Regions from separate parts of the Homo sapiens genome. Here region 2 is linked to region 1. A link is an interaction called in ENCODE POLR2A ChIA-PET data of the cell type or tissue named here. Cell type or tissue: OCI-LY7. All regions are shown on one strand. Links, peaks and the distances in the headings refer to the core of each region. The heading gives the core; the rest is flanking DNA.

What was found. Peaks named below come from ENCODE experiments on the same cell type or tissue, not always from the same donor. Only the 100,000 strongest peaks of a DNase experiment are listed, where the experiment ranks them.
Region 2: POLR2A ChIA-PET joins it to region 1 with 5 read pairs; 1 of 35 experiments calls an interaction of 5 or more read pairs at or near these places.

The regions. Positions count from the first base shown.
Region 1 is chr19:7,379,445-7,382,350 of GRCh38, forward strand. ARHGEF18 (Rho/Rac guanine nucleotide exchange factor 18) reads left to right here. Exons shown (of 29, transcript NM_001367823.1): 8 at 1,473-1,550. Among named protein-coding and RNA genes, the nearest start is that of ARHGEF18-AS1, 14 kb to the right of the region's middle. RefSeq lists an enhancer at 1,072-1,161. In OCI-LY7, for the core only: CTCF peaks have their summits at 1,320 (motif pointing left) and 1,520; a DNase peak (open chromatin) is centred at 1,307; H3K27ac peaks cover 1,011 bases.
Region 2 is chr19:6,487,839-6,490,744 of GRCh38, forward strand. No RefSeq gene overlaps it. Among named protein-coding and RNA genes, the nearest start is that of DENND1C, 7.5 kb to the left of the region's middle. RefSeq lists an enhancer at 1,845-2,114. In OCI-LY7, for the core only: no CTCF peak of the experiment used is centred there; DNase peaks (open chromatin) are centred at 1,773 and 2,103; H3K4me3 peaks cover 1,243 bases; H3K27ac peaks cover 1,190 bases.

The DNA.
Region 1 (2,906 bases), core at 229-2,728:
GCTACTCAGGAGGCTGAGGCAGGAGAATTGATTGAACCCAGGAGTTGGAGGTTGCAGTGAGCTGAGACTGCACCATTGTACTCCAGCCTGGGCAACACAGTGAAACTCTGTCTCAAAAAAATAGAAAAAAGACAAGGCTGGGTTCAAGGGAAGAAAAATGGGGCAGAAGAGGAGGGAGGAGGATAGAAGACAAGAGTTGGAGAGGAGCAGGCTGCCACTGGCATAGGGGTTCCTTGGAGCAAACAGGTGAAGGTGCCTCCTGCCTAAGACACTGCCATCTGTTACAAAATCTTCCTGTAGCTGGATGTGGTGGCTCATACCACTGTAATCCCAACACTTTGGGAGGCCAAGGTGAGAGGATCATTTGGAGGCCACGAGTTTGAGACCAGCTTGGGAAAGATAGTGAGACCCTGTCTCTACAAAAAACATTTAAAAATTTGCTGGGCGAGGTGGCTCATGCCTATGATCCCAGCAATTTGGGAGGCTGAGGTGGGAGGATTGTTTGAGCCCAGGAGTTTGAGACCAGCCTGGGCAACAGAGTGAGACTCTGTCTGTATAATTTTTTTTTTTTGATTAGCTGGGCGTGGTGGCACATACCTGTAGTCCCCAGCTACTCTGGGGGGTGTGGGGGTGTTGACGCAGGAGGATGGCTGAGTCCAGGCAGTGAAGGCTGCCATGAGCCATGATTATGCCACTGCACACCAGCCTGAGCAACAGAGCAAAACCCTGTTTAAAAAAAAAAAAAAATTGTGGGCTGGGCGCAGTGGCTCACACCTGTAATCCCAGCACTTTGGGAGGCCAAGGCGGGCGGATCACGAGGTCAGGAGATCGAGACCATCCTGACTAACATGGTGAAACCCCGTCTCTACTAAAAAATACAAAAAATTAGCTGGGCATGGTGGCAGGCGCCTGTAGTCCCAGCTACTCAGGAGGCTGAGGCAGGAGAATGGCGTGAACCCAGGAGGCGGAGCTTGCAGTGAGCCGAGATCGCACCACCACACTCCAGCCTGGGTGACAGAGCGAGACTCCATCTCAAAAAAAAAAAAAACTGTGTAAGATTTAAGTACTTGGTTAAAAAAAAAATTAAAAATTAGCCAGGCATGGTGGCACATGCCTATAGTCCCAGCTACTCAGGAGACTGAGGCGGGAGGATTGCTCAAGCCCCGGAGGTCGAGGCTGCAGTGAGCTGTGATTGTACCACTGCACTCCAGCCTGGGCAACAGAGGGAGACGCCATCTCTATTAAAAAAGAAAAAAAACATCTTCCTGCTACACTGATTTTGTTTAGCCAAGACACATTACTGCCCTCTGCTGGAAAACCTGTCATAATGTCTCATATACAAGCCCAGAGTGTCAAGGACAGGTGGGCTCTTAGACGGGGTACCTGGTGTATGCCTGTACTCGGTAGCACTGGGGTAGGTGAGTGGGAGAAGAGGCTGCCGACCCAGGTATCTGTCCCCTCTGATCCTGCAGGGCCCGGCAGAGGGCTTGCATGTCAGCCAGCCCCGGAGGAGCCCACTCGAACCTGACCTGGTTTGAATTCCTGTCGGAGTAAGTACACAGATCTGCTTCTGGGGAGGGCAGCCTTGGATTCGAACAAGTGTTTACAGATGGTCCTTTGGGCCAGACCCCCCATGCTGGGGGCAGGAGCTGGAGCCCCCATCAGGGCAATGGTGGGAGCTGGCAGGAAAGGGAGGGATGAGGCTCCCGTATACCCTGAGAGGACAGAGGAAGACTTCCTGGAGGAGGTGACGATGTAAGCAGGGTTCTGACGGAAGAGTAGGAGTTTGCCAATACGTGCAGATAAGGATGAAGGAAAAAAAAAGAAACTAGAAGGCTTAGGGAATGACATCGGAGTGGGGCTGGGAGGAGGGAAGGTGGGAGAAATCAGCAGAGACCAGACCACCTCAGCTACACAAAGGCGCTCACACTTTATCCGAAACAGCAGTGGGGCTTGGGTGCGGTGGCTCACGCCTATAATCCCAGCACTTTGGGAGGCCGAGGAGGGTGGATCATCTGAGGTCAGGAGTTCAAGACCAGCCTGGCCAACATGGTGAAACCCAATCTCTACTAAAAATACAAAAATTAGCCGGATGTGGTGGCGGGTGCCTGTAATCCCAGCTACTCACGAGGCTGAGGCAGGACAATCACTTGAACCCAGGAGGCGGAGGTTGCAGTGAGCCAAGATCACGCCCTTGCACTCCAGCCTGGGCAACAGAGTGAAACTCCGTCTCAAAAATAAATAAATAATAAATAAATAAATAAATAAATAAATAAATAAAAATAAAAAGAGCAGTGGGGCCTTTGAGCATTATCAGTTCTGGTGATAGGATGGGGACAGTATGAGGACCACAGACAGGGCTGGAGGTCCCTGAATCCCTCTCTCTCCCTCCTTTCCTCCCTCCCTCTCTCACTCACTCATTCATTCAAGAAACATTTATGGATATTTACAAAGTTCCAGAAGCCACTCGGACTGGGATCTGGGGGCACAGACTGGAGGAATGGCGTCTCCGCCCAGGAAATAGACCCTACCAGAGCAGGAATCATGTCTGCCTTATATGTCACTGACCTAATATTTATTAAATGAAGGTGTGCCTGAAATCCAGGAAACCATGCCAGTGACCTGGGGATGGAGTTTGGGGTGGGGGAGGAGATAGAAGAATGAGCAGGATTTAAAGACCAATTAGGGCCGGGCGTGGTGGCTCATGCCTGTAATCCCAGCATTTTGGGAAGCTGAGGCAGATGGATCACCTAAGCCTGGCCAACACGGTGAAACCCCACCTCTACTAAAAATACAAAACAATTAGCTGGGCACAGTGGCACACACCTGTGGTCCCAGCTACTCGGGAGGCTGAGGCATGAGAATCGCTTGAACCTGGAGGCAGAGGCTGCAGTGAGCCGAGATTG
Region 2 (2,906 bases), core at 315-2,814, 890 kb before region 1:
TGCCTATAATCCCAGCTACTCGGAAGGTTGAGGCAGGAGAATCGCTTGAACCTGGGAGGTGGAGGTTGCAGTGAGCTGAGATCATGCCATGGCACTCCAGCCTGGGCGACAGAGTCAGACTCCACCTCAAAAAAAAAAAAAATTAAAAATTAGCTGGGTGTGGTGGTACACGCCTGTAGTTCCGAATCAGGAGGCTGAGGTGGGAGGATTACTTGAGCCCAGAAGGTCGAGGCTGCAGTGAATCGTGATCACGCCACTGCTCTCCAGGCAATAGAGTGAGACTCTGTCTCAAAAACAAACACAAAAAAACCTACACCTGGCCGGACGCGGTTGCTTGCTCTTGTAATCCCAGCACTTTGGGAGGCCGAGGTGGGTGGATTGCTTGAGCTCAGGGATCCTCCCACCTCAGCCTCTGACCAGCCTGGGTATCATGGTGAAACGCCATCTCTACAGAAAAGCTAGCTGGCATGGTGACACATGCCTGTAGTCCCAGCTACTTGGGAGGCTGAGGTAGGAGGATCACTTGAGCCCAGGAAGTCGAGGCTGCAGTAAGCCATGATTGTGCCACTGCGCTCCAGCTTGGGTGACAGAAGGAGACTAAAAAAAATGTTGAACCCCCCAAAGCAACTGCCTCATCAAAGTTTGGGGAAATACTTTAAAAAAAAGAAAAAAAGAAAGAAAGAAACAAACAAAACCAGGCTGGGTGTGGTGGCTCACACCTAATCTCAGCATTTTGGGAGGCTAAGGCGGGCCGATCACCTGAGGTCAGGAGTTCGAGACCAGCCCCTGGCCAACATGGTGAAACCCCGTCTCTACTAAAAATACAAAAAAAAATTAGCCGGGTGTGGCGGTGGGTGCCTGTAGTCCCAGCTACTTGGGAGGCTGAGGCAGGAGAATCATTTGAACCTGGGAGGTGGAGATTGCAGTGAGCCAAGATCGCACCACTGCACTGCAGCCTGGGCAACAAGAGCGAAACTCTGTCTCAAAAATAAATAAATAGGCCGGGCGCGGTGGCTCACGCCTGTAATCCCAGCACTTTGGGAGGCCGAGGCGGGTGGATCACAAGGTCAGGAGATCAAGACCATCCTGGCTAACATGGTGAAACCCCATCTCTACTAAATATACAAAAAATTAGCCTGGCGTCATGGCGGGCGCCTGTAGTCCCAGCTACTCGGGAGGCTGAGGCAGGAGAATGGCGTGAACCCGGGAGGCGGAGCTTGCAGTGAGTCGAGATTGCGCCACTGCACTCCAGCCTGGGCAACAGAGCGAGACTGCATCTCAAAAATAAATAAATAAATAAATAATTAATAAACTAAAAACAAAAAACAAAAAAGCAAATAAAAAGTCCGTACACTTCTGAGTAGTTAAGTGCCTTGTGCAAGGAAGGAGGATGCTGAGTGGGGAACCCAACCCAGATCTATCCATTATGCTGCTACCTAAATCCTTTGTATTGCTGGTCTACCACCCAGTGCTGTGCTGTGCTGTGCTGGGCCTGCTGAAGTTGCCGTGGGCTGATGTCCACGCTGCTTCCCTCATGCCTCTCCTTACTCCTGGCTGCAGGGGGACGTAGCAAGAAGACTGAGGCTCCAGCCTGGGTGCCTGGTGTCTAGCATAGAGTGGTGGACGTTACTGCTTGGCTCTCCGCGTGTCCCCCTCTCACCTACCCTTGCCCCTGGCTCGTCTTCCTAATGCAGACGCTGCAAAAAACCCCTCCAACCCCTACATTTCCCAGATGCCTTTGCTGCTCCGTTTCTGGATGCAGAATTGGTTCTACCAATGAGAAATGCTCATGAGAGATTTAGAAAGTGGAAGTGAGGCAGTGTGGGCTTGTGTGTATATCTTGCTGAGAAGCAGGGTTGTGGAGCTATACATTTTATTTTCATGAATTCGTGTTCTTTGTTGGACCCATTTCCAGGTCATAGTTCTGGTAACTGCCTCTTTGTTCTCCACCTTTCTCCCTATACAAAGGAGCTGCTCCTTGGTGACCCAGCTCTGTGGTGTCACGAGGGTCCTACCTATTCCGGGGCTGCTCAATCTGTGGTCTTATTCACACATCTTTAGCATCTCCTGAGAACTTGTTAAAAATGCAGAGTCTTGAGCCCCACCCCGGACCTACTTACTGAATCTGCAACTGTGAGGGGGTGAGACTGAAGAAACTGTGCGTTAGCAAGTTGTTCTGCTGATTCTTTTGCACGGTAAAATTTGAGAAGCCTACACAGCCCACTCTCTCAGCGTCTTCCAGTGATTTTGCAAGCACCATCGATTCTTGTATTAAGTTCCTGTCTGCTTAATATACCTAGAATGGTCCCCACACGGAACTCTGGCTGCCTGTGTCAGGATTCTAGGGTTCAACTAGCAGGGTTTGAATTCCAGCTCACTGTTTAGTAGCCATGTGACCATGGGCAAGTGACTTTGTGTGGCAAATTGTAATTTATTCCTTCATTTTTTCCTTCCTTCCTTCTTTCCTTCCTTCCTCCCTCTTCTCTCCCTCCCTCCCTTCCTTACTTCCCTCCTTCCTGTCTTCCTGTCTTCTTGCCTTCTTCTTTTCTTCCTTCCTTCCTTCTTTCCTTCCCTCCTTTCTTTTCTCTCTCTCTTTCTTTTCTTTCTTTCCTTCTTTTTTTTGAGACAGAGTCTCACTCTGTTGCCCAGGCTGAAGTGCAATGGCACGATCTCAGCTCACTTCAACCTCTGCCTCCCAGGTTCAAGTGATTCTCCTGCCTCAGCCTCCTGAGTAGCTGGGATTACAGTTGCGTGCCACCATACCCAGCTAATTTTTTGTGCCTTTAGTAGAGACGGGGTTTCACCATGTTGGCCAGGCTGGTATTGAACTCCTGACCTCGTGATCCACCCGCCTCAGCCTCTCAAAGTGCTGGGATTACAGGTGTGAGCCACCGTGCCCAGTACAT